Linked DNA regions of Mus musculus: region 2 is linked to region 1. Evidence: chromatin loops called from intact Hi-C (ENCODE). Cell type or tissue: left cerebral cortex. All regions are shown on one strand.

Region 1 (8,000 bases):
GTTACGAAGGGAAAAGGTTCCCCAGCAACTATCCCTGTTGTCTCCCTTTGGGTTTCTAGCCTCCAGCTGAGAAAAATGTATCTAGGTTTAGGTCGCACATTCTCTGAAATTCTGTTCCGGCAACAAAAATGATAAGTCCATACTCTAACTGTGAAGATGCAAGTCTGTCTGGTTCACTCAAGATGTTCGGCATTCTAAGAAATCCAGAATGGGACATGGTCTCTCTGCTCAACAGCCGTTTTCCTTTCTCTTTCTTGTTTTACTTTCAGTTCTCTCTAGACAAACTGCCCGGGTCTGGGTAGGTGACAATGGGCAATTGACATGCTCCCATACAAGGCACATTGATTAGTCAAATTACATCCCATTTCTCCACTCTAAATTTTTGGCAGGGACGTTTCAGCTGTTAGCTGCTTGGAGCTGTCTGGGCCTGCCTTTGTAAAAACGAAACCGGCTTTAAAAAAGGACTTGTATCCATCAGAGAATGATGCCTGTTTTTTAATAACTAAATGAAGATTTGTGACACAGAATCTGCAGCTAGGCTTCAGAGCATTTGATCTCAATGTCCTATGTGTATCCACACCTCTGGATCCATGCGTGAGGATATTGTCAAATGAGGCCTCAACCAAAGATCACAGGCCATTCACTGACTTAAGAAGATGAACTACGAAGTCCATTTAAGATTATTAAGAGGTCTCTATGAGAGCTAGACTTCTTGGCGGTAGCATTTCACCAGTTCAGCATGATATCCTTCTTATAATTCTTTCATTTTTGCCTGATTTGTGTCTTTATATTTAAATCAGATAGCTGGGCTACTAGATCTGGCTACTACGGAAGCTGGTGAAGGAGGATTGCTTCAACCCAGGGGTTTGAGACCGACAGAGAGAGACAGTCATTTCAAAACATAACGAAATAAAACAAAAGGACAGCAAGATCTCCAAAGTGGGTTTCTTGTAGGTACTGAATTGAGATTTGCTTTTTTTTCTGAGGCTTTATTTTTGATTGTGCACATTTAGTGAAATTACCGATAGACTTGGATTTCGATCTACCATTTTGATAACGTGTTTTCCTCTTTGTTTTTGCTTGCATTCTGAATCCCTCTTTGCACTGATCACCTGCTCTTCACGTCCACTCTTTTGCTCAGCAGCAGCAATTACTTTTTTGTTTGCTTGTTGGTTTTTACTTGTTTGTCATTTTCCTCTTGTTTTTAGTGCTTTCTTTAGGCTTTTAATAACAGTATTGATATATGTTTTGGATCACATACATTATTCCGGTGTGTATACTCATTGTAGATTCAGAATTACTCTATCAGAAGAATTTTCTTGACTATCTTGTATTCTAGTTATGATACTTGTGATAAGCCATCCTTCCTATCTTTTCATCTTTATTTTCCCTTCATAATGAATAATACTTTTGGTGGATGTAAAATTTGTCAGGGCCAGCTTTTTTTTTTTTAAAGTATTCTGAAATAGGTTTTGCATTTTACATCATTTCTGACAGGTCGTCTGTTGTCGTCTTCATGGTTGTCTTCCTATGTGTAACTAACTGTCTTTTATCCTTCAGCTGTTTTGAAGACCTTTCTCTTCATAACCAGTTTTAAACAACTTAATTACGTTCCTATAATACAATCATAAATTGTGGAGGGATTCTCCATGTCGTTCAGTCTGTTGTTGTTGGTTTTTAGTTTTGATCACAGTTGAACAGACTGCCCACTTTTTTCCAGTTTCCCCTCATTTCTTCTAGGAATTCCAGTTGTATGTATATTAGACCACCTTGTTTCACAGTCTGCCACTGCTTTTGTTCACTTTTATCTCCCTGTGTTTAATTTTATGTATTCTAAAATAAAGACTTCTTTTTATTATTTGTAGTTGTGTTTGTGTGTGTGCATCTGTGGTAAATGCACCTGAGTGTGGGTATCTCAGATGCACCAGATTCCCGTTGGAGCTGGAGTCACCAGCGATGGTGAGCACCTGATGTGGGGCTTCTGCAAAAGCAAGAAGTGCTCTTAGCTGCTGAACCATCTCTCCAGCCCTTCATACAGTTTTTAAATTGTGCTTTCAAGCCTAGTGATTTTTTTTCTTTTCCCAGCAAATTATCTTCTAACCCCACATAATGTACTTTCTATTGCATACCTTGCACATTTCATTTCCATACATCTATTTTGCTTTTTCTCACACACTCTGAATTTCTCTTTAACATGTTTATAGAATTCTCTCTTAAGTTTTTGGAGTGCATAAAATACAGCACACATTACTATTTTAATGTCCTAATTAGCCAAATATGTCATCTGTGTCATTTCTGGTCTGTTTTAATTGATCCCTTATTCCCCCTCCCCCTTAATAGTTACATTTTCTTGTTTTCAAAGTCTGGTGATTTTTTTTTCAATTACATAAGAGTGTAACGACAACCCTGTTGAGTTTTCTTGTATTTCTATAAATATTACTGAGCTGTGTTCTAGTCTACAGTTAAATTTCATGAAGATAGTCTGATCTTTTTAAGGTTTGCTTTTCAGCTTTTATGCTTGACCAAAAATACTTTAAAGACTAACTTTGCATTAAACCTTCTGTGTCTATAGGTTCTACATTCATGGATTTACTCAACTGTAGATGAGAAAAAAATATGTTTTTCCTGTGTCTCTATTGAACAACTTGTCAATATTTCTTAAGTAACACTATATAACATCTATTTGTATCACTTCTGTATTCAACTGGGTATTACAAATGATGCATAGACGATAAATTTTAAAGTATTCAGGACGCTGGGAGATTTAAATCACATGCCTTTAACCCCAGCCTGTTCTGCAAAGGGAGTCAGTTCTGTGGCAGCAGTGAATACACACACAGTGAGATTCTGCCTCGAAAACAAAAACAAACTAGCTCCCCTCCCCCACCAAAAGAAAATAAATGTATACAGGAATAGAGCATAGGTTGTGTGTACAATGCCTCTTTATTTAAAGACTTGGAATATCCACAGATTTGGGTATCAGCAATTTGTGACAGAGGGCATCACTTACTGAATGAAGATGAGAGATCTGGCTACTGCTGTAGCTTCTTACACAAAGCAAAACTATCAAGAGTAAACCAGAGCAAAAACACAGCATCTGCGCCATTTCTCGCCCATGAAACCGTTCCCCTGGACCACACAGTCTGCTAGGGGAGCTGGGTACCATTGAGAAAGCCTAGAGAAGCGTTTCTCCTAAGAGCAGCTGAGCTCATAACTGAGACAGCATCACGGGGATGGGGGCGGGGGGGGGGAATGGTTCGGAGAAAGGAGCTCAGCCAGGATGTCCCGACAGGGAGGGGACCAGAATTCTAACAAAGAGAAGGGCGGGTCTTGGGTTGAAGGCGAGGCCAGGGCTCCCTGGAGGGTAGTGCAAGGTCCAGCGGGAGAGCACCAAAGAAAAAGACCCTGACCCCTGACCGTACAGGCGCAGGTCAGCACGGCGAGCGCGTCGGCAGCTGCGGGTAACTCCCCGGGCCGCTTGAAGTGGGTGGGTCCGGCCTCAACGCAGGAGGGGCGGTGCGACGCAAGGAGCCAATCACGGCCCACGCTTCCACGTGGCGAGCCGTAACCAATGAGAGGTAGCGGGGAAGGCAGCGGGGAAATTTCAAACGTGTTTCCGGAGAGGGGTTGGGGTGCTGCTGTTTGGGCTGCAGCTTGGCTTTCAGAGGTGGGTGCATCAGAGCGGGCATGGCAGAGAGGCTGCGGCCGGCGGGAGGCTGCTGGGTGACGAGGGTGGCGGCGAGCGAGCTGGCGCTTGAGCCCCCGGCCAGGCGGGCGGGTACGGCCTGTAGGTCCTGGGCTGCTGGTGGGGGAGCAGGGCCCAGAAGCGGGTGCGCCGTGCGGGTCAGGACTGATTGTGTAACTCTCAAGACCTGCCCCCGTGGGTGGCTGTGAGCTGGGAGGAGGTGGGGAACCCCTTGCTCCCCTCCTTTGGGCCCATTTTTATTGTTAACACTCCGCGGTGGCTCTGAGCTTTAGTTACTGCGTTGTGGAGAATGGCAGACAGAGTGACAGAAAGCCTGCAGACTGTGGGCTATTAACCAACACATTCATGCAGATAACCGGAGCGCCTGGGCTCCAGTACTGTGACAAGTACCTCGATGCTTGCATTAGAAGGATAAAAGCACAAATCAGGGCTTTGTCTGGGACAAACTTCTGAAAGTCGCTTATCTGTAGAAGGATGCAGAATGCGCGCAATGTCAATATTTACTCTGGCAGGGTAGGCGACCAAAGGGACAACTTATTGTCATTACCAAACGGATTCCTTACGTTCCGTAGGTGAAAGAAAGACATTCAGTGAAATGAAGTTTTCAAAGGCGTCAGCTGGACGTGGTGGTGTATCTATGTACAGCTAGTGCTTGGGAGATGTAAGGAGATAAGCTGCAGAATCAGAGAGAGCAAGGCCATCCTAGGCTACTTAACACCCTTACTCAAAACACAAAAGCGTCATGAGAGCATTATCTTCCAGGTTCACACAGTGTAACCTCAATGCTGTTTCATACTGGGAAGAATAGATGTTTTTGGTTCGTTGAAACTTTGTTCTGGTAAATTACAAGCTATGTCCTTGTGGGTTTTGTTGCTCTGGTTTGATTTAGTTGCCACTAACACTTACCTCATAACAGTTACATTTAGATAGATATGTTTACAAAACTAATGTTCTATCTTATTTATTCCAAAGACGAGTTACAATTTAGAAATGGAGGCTGAAGAGTTAATTGGCAGCAGTGTGACGATTGATTCCATCATGAGCAAAATGAGAGATATTAAAAATAAGATAAATGAAGACTGTACTGATGAGCTAAGCTTGTCTAAAATCTGTGCCGATCACACGGGTGAGTTTTTTCTTTGCTTAAAAAAGCAAACAAAAACCTAAAAAAAAAAAAAAAAAAACCGTTGAGAGCCTCCGAGTTGAAGGTGAGCAGTGTTAACCACCTTGTGTGGCCTAATGAAGTTGTTTCTGTTTTTCTCAGTAAGTGATGGTTATCCGTTAAATTGTACTTCATACTTTAACTTCTTTTGTTTGGAAACATTACAAGTGTTTTTTGCTGGAGGGAAACAGGCAGGCAGATAGATACACCAAACTTGGGAATCTGAGGCAGAAAGCTCTCAAGTTTGTAGCCAGTGTGGAAAACATAGTAAGACCCTATCTCAAAAGCTCAAAACAACAAAAAAGAATCCTTCTTGAGTGTGCTCACAGGTAGTTCTCTCAACTCTTTTGTTACTGCCTGCTACCTTTGTTGGCTACTTTGCCTGCTGCTGTGAGCGCGCGCGTACACACACACACACACACACACACACACACACACACACACACACACAGGGTTTTTGGTTTTGACTGTTTTTGCCACAAACTGAGGAAGCCTCACCAATCTTCCTGAAGTTAATTTCTTGTACTCACGTATTCTTTTTATTTTGCGTGTGAATGTTTTATCTCTGTGTGTTTATATATGTACCACTTTCATGCTTGCTCTCCTTGGAGGTCAGAAGAGAGCACAGGAATTCCCCTGGAACTGGAGCTATGGATGGTTGTGAGCCATCATGTAGGCGCTGAGAATGGAACCTGGGTCCTCTGCAAGAGCATAAAAGTGCCCCACACTGCTGAGACCCCTCTCCAGTCCTCTGAAGTTATATTTAATCTTAACACGGAACACTGAAGTGAAGTATCTGCCTATTAGTCTTGTAGCTGTCTTACCTCTGTTCTGGCTACAGGTCTGTGAGTCCCAAATAGGTGTTCATTTTCACCTCTCTGGTCTTTGTAAACGTCTCTTCATGGCCTTCCCTGATAAACTTGTTTGAGAAAGTTACCTCCTGAGATGGGGGTGTGTCTCCCATCTTCTTTTCCTGTATTGTTTGCACAGCCCCGGTTCACTTCCTGCATTTGTGTATCTGTTCTTGATCTGTCCAAGAAGTGGAAATGACTAGAATGTCCTTTCCATGAGGTCAGCTACCTGTCTGTTATAGCCAGTGCTTGGGTTGGCGCCCGATATGAAGTTGTTGAATACCGAATGAGCGAAAAGCCCCACAGTGTAACACACTAGTTTTGTCTTTCTTAGGTCTCAAGTGGTTGATGTCATTTAAATGGTGGATATTTGCCAGCTAAAAACAGATGCTCTGTGTTTCATCTCTTTAAACTGGATTAAAACCCCACTAGCTACATGAATCAGGGTAAAATTGACCATCAGTGCCTGAATGCTTAATGAAGTTTAATTCAAAAGCAAATGTGCAATAAACCCAAGGTGTTTCTGCCTGTGCTTGCCCATGCTGCATTGCTCAGCTGCTCAGTAGCCTTGGTTCCAAGCACACAGTGTGGGTACTTTGCGCTGTGCACAGTGTCCCATGGCTCAGTGCCGGTAAGCCTTGCTTAGATCTGAGATGATTGTACATTATAAACCGTCACATCTTTATTGTAGGCACAGAGGTTCTTTCTTTCACAGAAATGCAGTAATTTAATGATGAAAAAAAAAAGACTTTTTAAAAAGCATTTTCCTACCTTTATTCCTACGTGTATCAGATTATTTTATCTTTGGAATGTAATATGTTAGAATGATTGATTTTGAAAATTGTAGGCTTGCTGACTTGAATTTCATTAAATATTGTTAACTTAATTTATTCCTGGGATGAGAATAGAATTTCCAGGCGTTTCTAAAGTTGCCATACACATATTTCCTCCATTTGTACAATCACCTGTACCCTCAGCATCGCTGGTACTAGACTCAAAATACTGACTAAGTCTGAAGGACACTAAAGATGCGCTGTGCCCTGCAAACTCCAGATATTTCACCAAAAACAATCAACATCCATCTCATTAGTATACGTGCTTGCTTTTATCCTTAATAAATAGTAAAATTATATGTGTAACAACGAATTATTTTAAAATAAGTTGATTTGTGATCCTGTCAGTAAAAGTTCAATCTTTTATACCTATTTTATACACCTGTAGTCCTGGTAGTTGCTTCAAAACTTCCTCAGGTAAAAAGGTCTCACAGGTGGGAGAACTCTGGTTACTAGTGGGCCTGGTTCCTAGAGGCCTCCAAATCACAAGTGGCAAGATATATTTTTTAGGTATTTCACAAACTAACTTGTTAGGAAATTAGTAGAAATAAAACTGGAAAATCAGTTGGTGGGGTGCACACCATTGATCCTAGCACTCAGGAGGCAGGGCCAGGTGGATTTCTGAGTTCAAGGCCAGCCTGGTCTACAGAGTGAGTTCTAGGCCAGCCAGGGATGCATAGAGAAACCCTGTCTCAAAAACAAAAACAACAGGAAAAAAAAAATCAACCAAAACAAAACTGAGAAAACTACATTGGTAGTATCCAGCCAGCTTACTTTTAGAGTGAGCAATAGAATGTCAGGAATGAGCTGCTCTGCGAGAAAGCAGGAAAGGTGACTTTGTTTTCTAAAGGAGTAATAGCTTCTTCAGGAAATTAGAATTTAAAATACCTTTCTAATAAAAGTAATTAATAAACTAATAAAAGATATCCTAAGTAGGGGGCTGGTGTTCAAATTCCTTTCTTTTTTTTTTTTTTTAAAAGTGCACTTATTTAGTGCTGACTAAGTGAAAATTATGTTTGCAGGACTTAGCCCACTGTGTGCACATTAAGCAAAGGTAGAGGGTTAGCGGGTCAAGATCACACTTAGCTAAGTATTGAGTTGAAGGCCACCCTGGGTTACTTGACCCTGTTATAAAAAAGTAAAACAAAATCATCTGAAGTGTATTCTTTTCTGTTGTGGTTTTGGTTTGTTTGTTTGCTTTGAGACAGGGTCTCTATGTAGCCCCAGCTGTCCTGGCACTGCCATGTAGACCAGGCTGATTTCAAAGTCACAGAGATTCACCTGCCTCTGTCCCCCCAGTGCTGGGATTAAAGGTGTGCAACACCATACCTAGCTTGAAGTTTATTCTCGCTTTTGCTATGTATGATGGAATTTCACAGCAAGAAAGCTGACACCCACAAGAAACCCTGTAGGTTTTGAAGGCACGGATTGGTGAGACCAGGAAATTA
Region 2 (8,000 bases), 90 kb after region 1:
CCTGTCTCTGGATCTGCCAGTTGTGGTTGCAGGGATAACACTGTTAAGGGGTGGGGAGGGGGTGTGAATGACAGCACTGATCTATTTATTTCTGTGGTTTCATTTTAAGAAAGACAAAGGGAGTGATACAAATGTAACCTGTTGTGACTGGCATCTTCCTTCCTTCCTTCCTTCCTTCCTTCCTTCCTTCCTTCCTTCCTTCCTTCCTTCCTTCCTTCCTAACTTTTTCTACTCCATTTAAGTCCTTTAGGATCTATCCAAATGTGGCTCCCACCAATAGCTTATTTCTAGCTGGGTGTGGCAGTGCTCACTTGCTATTTTACCACTTTGGACTCTGAGACCAGCCTCATCTACATAGTGTGCACAGTGTCTAAAAGTCTAACACCCATGTATGTTACAGCTGGCGGGAGAGATGGCTCAGTGGTTACAAGTGCTTGCTGCTCTTTCAGAGTACAGGAGTTTAGGTTCCTGCCATCTACTCCTCTTGGGTGTATTTGCTTCCTTTTGTTCTAGAGCTTTCAGGTGCGCTGTCAAGCTGCTAGTGTAAGCTCTCTCCAGTATCTTTTTGGAGGCACTTAGAGCTATGAGTTTTCCTCTTAGCACTGCTTTCATTGTGTCCCATAAGTTTGGGTAGGTTGTACCTTCATTTTCATTAAATTCTAAATAGTTTTTAATTTCTTTCCTTATTTCTTCCTTGACCAAGTTGTCACTGAGTAGAGGTTGTTCAGCTCCCAGGCGTATGTGGGCTTTTTGTTGTTTTTGTTGCTATTGAAGACCAGCCTTAATCAGTAGTGATCTGATAGGAGGCATGGGATAATTTCTTTCCATTTTCAGTGAGGTTTTACTTGTTTGTTTGCTTTGCTTTTTCTTTTTTCCCTGAGGCAGGGTTTTTCTGTGTGTCCTTGGTTGTTCTGGGAACTTGCTCTGTTGACCAGGTTGTCCTCAAACTCACTTAAGCAAAAATCTCTCAAAGGTAAGCCCAGTCACTTTTGGTTTTTCATTAATCCCAGATATAGCTAAGTTGACAAATAAAGTAGCCACCACAGCTTGTCTTATGTTTTTGTCTTAACTTGCTTTTGCTGCTGAGATGTATTCCATTGCCCAAAGGAGCCAGTTTACGTATGTACTCACCGACTGATGTTCAGTTTGTTTGCTTCTGAGCTTGGCAAGCATGAACAATGCTGAGACAATATTTTGTGCAAAGCCTGACATAGTGCCCATGTCTATAACCCCAGTACTTCGTAGGCAGAGGCTGGGAGAACTTGAGTTCAATGTTATCTTTGGCTACTTGCTGAATTCCAGGTCAGGCTGGTCAACAGAAGTTCCTGTCTACAAAAGAAAAATAAAGAGCCACAATGTTGGCTTGAGTTTCTAAGTTACTTGAGAAGATATCAAGAGGTATGACTCATAGATTATGTTGTAAGAGCAATGTAATTTTGTAAGAAACTACCAAACTGTCTTTCAATGTGACTTTGCTACTTTGCTTTTTTAATGAGCCATATCTCTGTCTTAGTTTGGTTTCTATTGCTGTAACAAAATACCATCACCAAAGGCATCTTGTGGAAAAAAGGCTTTACTTTAGTGTATAGCTTGTATCCCATCATCCAGGGAAACCAGGATGAGGACTCAAGACAGGAACTGAAGCAGAAGCCATGGAGGAATGCTACTTACTGGCTTGCTCCTCCTGGCTTTCTTAGCCTGCCTTCTTATACCGAGCAGGATCACTTGCCCAAGGGTAGCACAGCCCACACTGTTTTGTGCCCAGTCACACCGATCATTAATCAAGAAAATAACCCACAGACTAGTGTATAATCTAATTTAACAGAAACATTTTCTCAGTTGAAGTCCTCTCTTCCCACATAACCCTGCTTGCTTGTGTCAAATTTACAAAAAAGTCTAACCAGGACAAGCAATTCTCTGCCCATCAAAGTTTTCTTTTTCTTACACTTTGTGTGTGTGTGGTGTGTGTGTGTGTGTGTGTGTGTGTGTGTGTGTGTATACGTACGATGACATCTTGTGGAGGTCATAGGGCAACTTTCAGGAGTTATTTCTTGTCTAACATGTCATCTTTAGGTATTAAACCCACGTTATCAGGATTAGCAGCAAGCTCCTTTACCCTCTCAGCCATACCCTAGTCCTTTCAACTCAGTTTTCATTGACTAACTTGTCTTTTTAAAACCTTGAGTTTAAAGAGTGCATATGTATAAAACAATAAATCCTGTTACAAACCCATTATTAACTGCCAAATGTCTCCAAGTTTCTTCGTTCTGAAGGCCACATTTGCATACTTCCTAGCCACCCCGGAGCAACATTTTACTCTTCTGTATGGCACGCTAGCTTGAAGGTAGTGATATTCCTCTGGATCCATCTGCAAAGAAAGTGTTACTTTTTTACATATAGTCACTGAATCAAAAGAGGGACGAATCTCAGCAGAAGTAGACTGAAGTGAAGTTCTGTGAGAGAAAACGAACCAAGAATCATTCTGAAGAAAGAAGAGCAACTGTGATGTCCATTGGCTCCATCTTCACAGGCTCTCCGTGTCCCCAGGGATTAGTCAGAAACCCAAGTGGAAATGGCTCAAACAAAGAAGATAGCCCATTTGCAGCATATTAAGGTGTCATGAGGAACCCAGCCATCAGAAATTCCAAATGTAGTCAGTTTCATCTTTTTTTGGGATTATCAAATTACTGAAAACTTCCAATTTTTGCACTTCCCAGAGGCATTTAAAGATAGCCTGACTCCCTGAAAAGAGAGTTTCCCAAACGAAGTTCAATGCAGCTGGGGATGGGGGCAGGCAGAGGCTCTCAGCATAGGAACAAGACATTTCTTTCCTTGCCCTGGAAGACACTTCATTCTTTCACGACAATGAGCCTTTGCACCCACCTCACCTGTTGTGGAAGACTATGGTTCTCTGTGCTCTGCTTTGGCAACCTCTAATCCTCTGGGTGCAGGTCAGCCTTACCTCTGGAAGCATTTTGACCTTCAAGAGCTTGTTTCTCTTCATGCTGTTCTAAGTCTCTTACCACATTTGAATGCCACTGTCTAAGCTGTCTCCTTTGTGTGCATTTCTGAATACGTAGAATTCCATTTCTACTCTTACCCCGTGCTTCTTAGCTAAACCTAACATCTGTTAAGAGGTCACAAATACTACAGGAGGAATGTTTCTTCCTGGCTCCTTCCTCTCTGTTCTCTCAGTCTGTCATAATACTTTCTCCATTCTGGAATCCTTCCTCGAGATCTAGACATACTTTCTTGCCTCTGTTGTATTCTATTTTGATGGCTATCTTCCAACTCATGGCTAAGGAAGATAAATAAATACACACACACATATCATATATATGATATATATGCGATATCATATTTGATATGTATGTGATATATATGATATATATAAAACACTTAAATATTTTAAGATAAAATTTATAAAGTTGATTATTTTGACTTTAAATCAGTCATTCAACTTGCTTTTTTTTTTTTTTTTGGTTTTTTGAGACAGGGTTTCTCTGTGTAGCCCTGGCTGTCCTGGAACTCACTCTGTAGACCAGCCTGCCTCTGCCTCCCAAGTGCTGGGATTAAAGGCGTGCACCACCACCGCCCGGCAACTTGCATATTTCTAAGTTACACAGAGTAAGACCATTAGGTGATTTTTGCTGCACCTCGACTTTAAATTCCTAGTGGATTTGAAGGCCGAAATCTCTACTTACTATTTTTTGATATGATCTAAATCAGGATAAGCAAAATCAATTTTAAAGATTTAAATATATTTACTATTTCAAAATAAGAGTGAAGGCCTTTCCCGAATTCTAGATTTTTTCGGAAACTCGAAACCAACGCCTGTCTTTGCAATGACCATATTGCACTTACAGACTATGAGAAACACAGCCTAAAACGAAAACGCTACTGAAAAATGCACCGCAAAAATGACACTGCGAAAGAACACAGGCAGTCGCGTTGTGACACCCCAAGTCCTGCAGCTGATTTTGGGGTGGGACCCAGGGACCACATCTCAGGCTGCAGGGGCCTTGGTATGGCTTCCGTCTGGGCGGGCCGCCAGGTCATAGCGTCTCCATCCCCGCCCCCGAACTTCCGTCTCCGATTGGTCTCTTTCACGGACCCGCCCCTCGAGGCTGCCCAATGAGGAAGCCTGCGTCTTAGCTCCTCCCTCCCTGCCGGCAGCGTGGGCTGCGGTGCCTGAGAACTGGGGATGGCGGCGGTGGCTGCGCGCGCGGGTGGGCTGCTGTGGCTCCGGGCTGCGGGAGCAGAGCGGCGGCGGTGCGGACTGCGCTGCGCTGCGCTGGTGCAAGGCTTCCTGCAACCCGGGGGCGAGGACACGGCCCAGAAGCGGCGGGTGGCCCACTTCACTTTCCATCCGGACCCAGAGTCCCTGCAGTATGGTGAGATTTGGGGATCTTGCTGCATCCCGGCTCTATCCTTGCCTTGCCCTAGACTCTAGACTCTACTCTAGAGCCTCCTTGGTTCGGGTCAGTTTGCGTTCCTGTTACTCGTCCTTGGTGATTCTTCCCTTCAGATGCAGCCCCTGGAACTTCAAGATAGGTGAGAGGGCACTCTGCCTTCTGCTAGGGCCTGAGGGTGTAGAGGAGTTGTCCAAAGAGCGCTCCCCCGCCCCCTTCCCCTGAGTTCTATCCATGCTTTCCCCATATCAGGTCTTAGGTGTTAGCTTGTCCTAGACTGAGTCACTAACTTGAGGCAACTGTCTGTAAAACACTTGCCTTTTAATTTTCATTTGAAAATGTAAACCTAGGGAGTAAATACTAGAATTTGATTTTCTCAAGGTCACGAGACAGGTTCTGCCTAAAGATGGGAAAGAATCCAGACTTCTATTTCAGCCTCATACAGAGCTCCTGCTGGGCCCCGCTGTCACCTGGCCAAGCAGTATTCCATAGAGATGGTGGAGAAGAGCGAACAGAAGGGAATGGGGCAGGCTCCTGTCCTGCCACCTTTGCCTCACTCTGACTGTTTCTCCTGTAAGTTTTATGCAGTCGCCCTCCATCCTAGGTCTAACTGCAGAGCACCAGGAGAAAGTAAGGAAAACCTACACTGTTTTTTTTTTTTTTTTTGTCTAATAACTTGGGGCTGGCAGTTTTTGGAAGCCCATCTTTACTTGTGAACAATAATGGAATATTTAACCGAAAGCTTGCTATTGGTGAAATTTACATTCCTCATCTCATTTAGTTCATAGGACAAGATTTAATTTCATGTGAGGTAGGTCATGTTTTCATGTTTGCTTTGCAGTTAGATAAACGGAAGCCTTGAAGCAGATTATTCAACAGTACACAGGACATAAGTTCATGAGACATAGCGCCAATGGTCAGAATCTAGTAAGCAGGATTCCAGACTTGCCACTCCACGGAAGGCAATAAAGAGGCCTTTAGAAATAATTTCAATGACGGGGTTTCCCAGTTTTGTGAAATAGTAGGACTAGAAAGATGAACAGCAGTTCGTTTTTCCCTCTCAGCCTTCAGTACTGTTTTCACAGCAAAGAAACTTTGGCCTGGTAATGGAGAAATAGAGCAGAGGTCTTCCGAATTCTCCTTTCCACAGTTGTGAAATTACTAAAATCCGAGTGATGTCATGGCTCTAGGTTGTTACTATAGAAACAGTACAAACATCTTACAGATAAAAGGCAGAGTTTAGAAAAAAGTGACAACATGATTGCACCTCTCATGGTGGATGCTGCTAAACCTTTTGAGGTTCATTCTTCCAGAGCTCTGTCTTTTCCACAGTTGTAGTTTTAATACAAGTCCAATTTGCATCAACTAGAAAAATAACTTCCTGTACTGCTGTAGAGTTTTGTTGATCTGTAGAGTTCAGTAGTGAGAGTCAGGGTCTTGAGTTTGGTTTTGTCCCCATCCCCTGAGACTTTTTTTTTTTTTTTTTTTTTTTTTTTAGAGACAGGGTTTCTCTGTGTAATCCTGGCTGTCCTGGAACTCACCAGGCTGGCCTCGAACTCAGAAATCCGCCTGCCTCTGCCTCCCGAGTGCTGGGATTAAAGGCGTGCGCCACCACGCCCGGTTCCCCTGAGACTTTGAAGTCCTCACTTCTGCAAGCCTCACATCTCTGTAATTAAGGGATTAATGATAATAGCGATTTCAAAAGGAGAGGAGAGCTGAGGGCTGAATAAAATTTATGTATATATATATATATATATATATATATGAATGAATGACACAGTGTTTGCCATCTTGGAAGTAATAACGCAGTAAAGGGAAACTTTCAATAGACAATACCATGCATTTGTCATAGTTTCACAGTATTAGAAAAATCACACACATTTCATGCATGTGGCTCTCCTGCCCCCAATGATAGAGCCCTAGAGATTAGAGTTCTCACTCAAAGACATGAATGGTTTAATGGAGTTTTTAAATGCCCACTTTGAATCCCCAGTTTACCCCCAGTGTGTATAAGAGTGTTCAGTGTAGTAAGTGTGAGAGTGTGTAAGAATGTGTAAGAGTGCCGGGTGGTGCACACCTTTAAGCCCAGCACTCGGGAGGCAGAGGCAGGTGGATTTCTGAGTTCGAGGAGGCCAGCCTGGTCTACAAAGTGAGTTCCAGGACAGCCAGGGCTATACAGATGAACCCTGTCTCAAAAAAACCAAAAAAAGAAAAAAAAAGAAAAAAAGAAAAAAAAAAAGAATATGTAAGAGGAATGTGTAAGAGTGTGCTAGGGGCTAATGATGCTGAAAAGCCCAGGCACACAGCCTTGGGATTTTGTGCTAACTTCTGCACTTGTGTTTGCAGCTCTTTCAGTCTTGCTGAGGAAAGCTCTCCCATGTATTAGCTCACTGGTTCATGTTCTTTTGTGACTTGAATTTGCTTTTTTTCTTTCTTTCTTTCTTTTTTTAATATATTTTGAAAATTGCACCTTTAGTCATGTCTCCTGTTCATGTCAACACTGTTCTATGTTGTTGAGCAATTGCTTTTTATTCAGCTGGTGTAGGCACGAAGTCTCTTAGCTTGACAACCATCATGTGCGTTAGATGGTGTTTGTGTTCACTGTACAGATGAGGCAGTGGAGGCACAGAGAGACTTGTGGTCTTCCCAAGTGTGGCGAAGGGCAGAGTCAGCTTCCAGTCCCATTGTGTCCGACTCTTAAAGTCTTACAAATGGGTTTAGGTGTTAAAACTTTGCATCTTACGCCCGTTAATGAAGGTTCGGATTCTCTGTGCTTCATGGGTGCTACAGATGCTTTCCGTTCATCCATACTGTTTGATTTCACACAGAAAAGGTCCTGCTTCAGTTGCTGACTGGGGCCAACTTCTTTTAAGGTGCACAGTGGCCTGGAACAAGGACTTATCTTTGCAAAGACCATGGGAGCATTGTTTTTCAGGCAGGAAAAGACCTTTTGTAGGCTCTTTCTGTGCTGTATCAACAGAGAAAACCTCTGCGATTGAGATGTTTCTAGTAGTGGGGTAGGCAGGTCCCGTGATGATCAGGGGTAAATGAAGACCTTTTGTTGATGGGGCTCCCCTTTTTTATGGGATAGGAATAGCATGAATAAACTCGGATTAGTAAGCATGATGTTTCTTTGTGCATTGGGAAGTGAGTTTATTTGGAGTGAAAAAGGAAGACATATGAAAGATGGAGGCTTTAATATTCAGTACAAAACTTGGGGAGAGAAAGTAACACATGTCTAAGGTGCACCTCACAGTGTGATGGGTGCACTGACTTTGGTTCAAATTCTGTTGGGCTCTGGGAGACCTTCGTTTATTTCTAGGAGACAGGTGATTTGCAATGTTTTTGTTAGTGGATGGTATCGCTAGATGTATAGCAAGGAGCTGAGAGACGAGCTTTGAATATTGTCATTGCCTGGGTGAGTACCAGAGGGTAGTAGTAATACGAGTCATGTTGACCCTGTTTTACCTGTGGGTGCTGGGGAAGGGAGCTGACGATGATGTAATCGTTTGTAGCAAGAGAGACTAAAGGATGATGTGGTATTTTTCATTTTACCCAGACAAAAGTCAATGTAAGGGAGGATGTATT

Evidence for each region. A loop is a pair of places that touch in the nucleus more often than their neighbours do. Peaks named below come from ENCODE experiments on the same cell type or tissue, not always from the same donor. Only the 100,000 strongest peaks of a DNase experiment are listed, where the experiment ranks them.
Region 2: a loop joins it to region 1, with 2.3 times the contacts of the local background. A loop is called at or near these places in 4 of 42 quality-filtered maps.

The regions. Positions count from the first base shown.
Region 1 is chr9:83,831,093-83,839,092 of GRCm38, forward strand. Ttk (Ttk protein kinase) reads left to right here and starts at 3,597. Exons shown (of 22, transcript NM_009445.2): 1 at 3,597-3,667; 2 at 4,679-4,832. The coding sequence starts at 4,697. In left cerebral cortex, CTCF peaks have their summits at 3,124 and 3,633; DNase peaks (open chromatin) are centred at 3,233 and 3,525; H3K4me3 peaks cover 1,429 bases; H3K27ac peaks cover 1,047 bases.
Region 2 is chr9:83,920,966-83,928,965 of GRCm38, forward strand. Bckdhb (branched chain ketoacid dehydrogenase E1, beta polypeptide) reads left to right here and starts at 4,172. Exons shown (of 11, transcript NM_001305935.1): 1 at 4,172-4,394. The coding sequence starts at 4,205. It overlaps Gm36278 (a long non-coding RNA gene), which reads right to left and starts at 4,040. Exons shown (of 4, transcript XR_379675.2): 1 at 3,865-4,040; 2 at 2,472-2,576; 3 at 2,230-2,368; 4 at 856-1,329. In left cerebral cortex, no CTCF peak of the experiment used is centred here; DNase peaks (open chromatin) are centred at 3,654, 4,122 and 4,868; H3K4me3 peaks cover 2,059 bases; H3K27ac peaks cover 907 bases.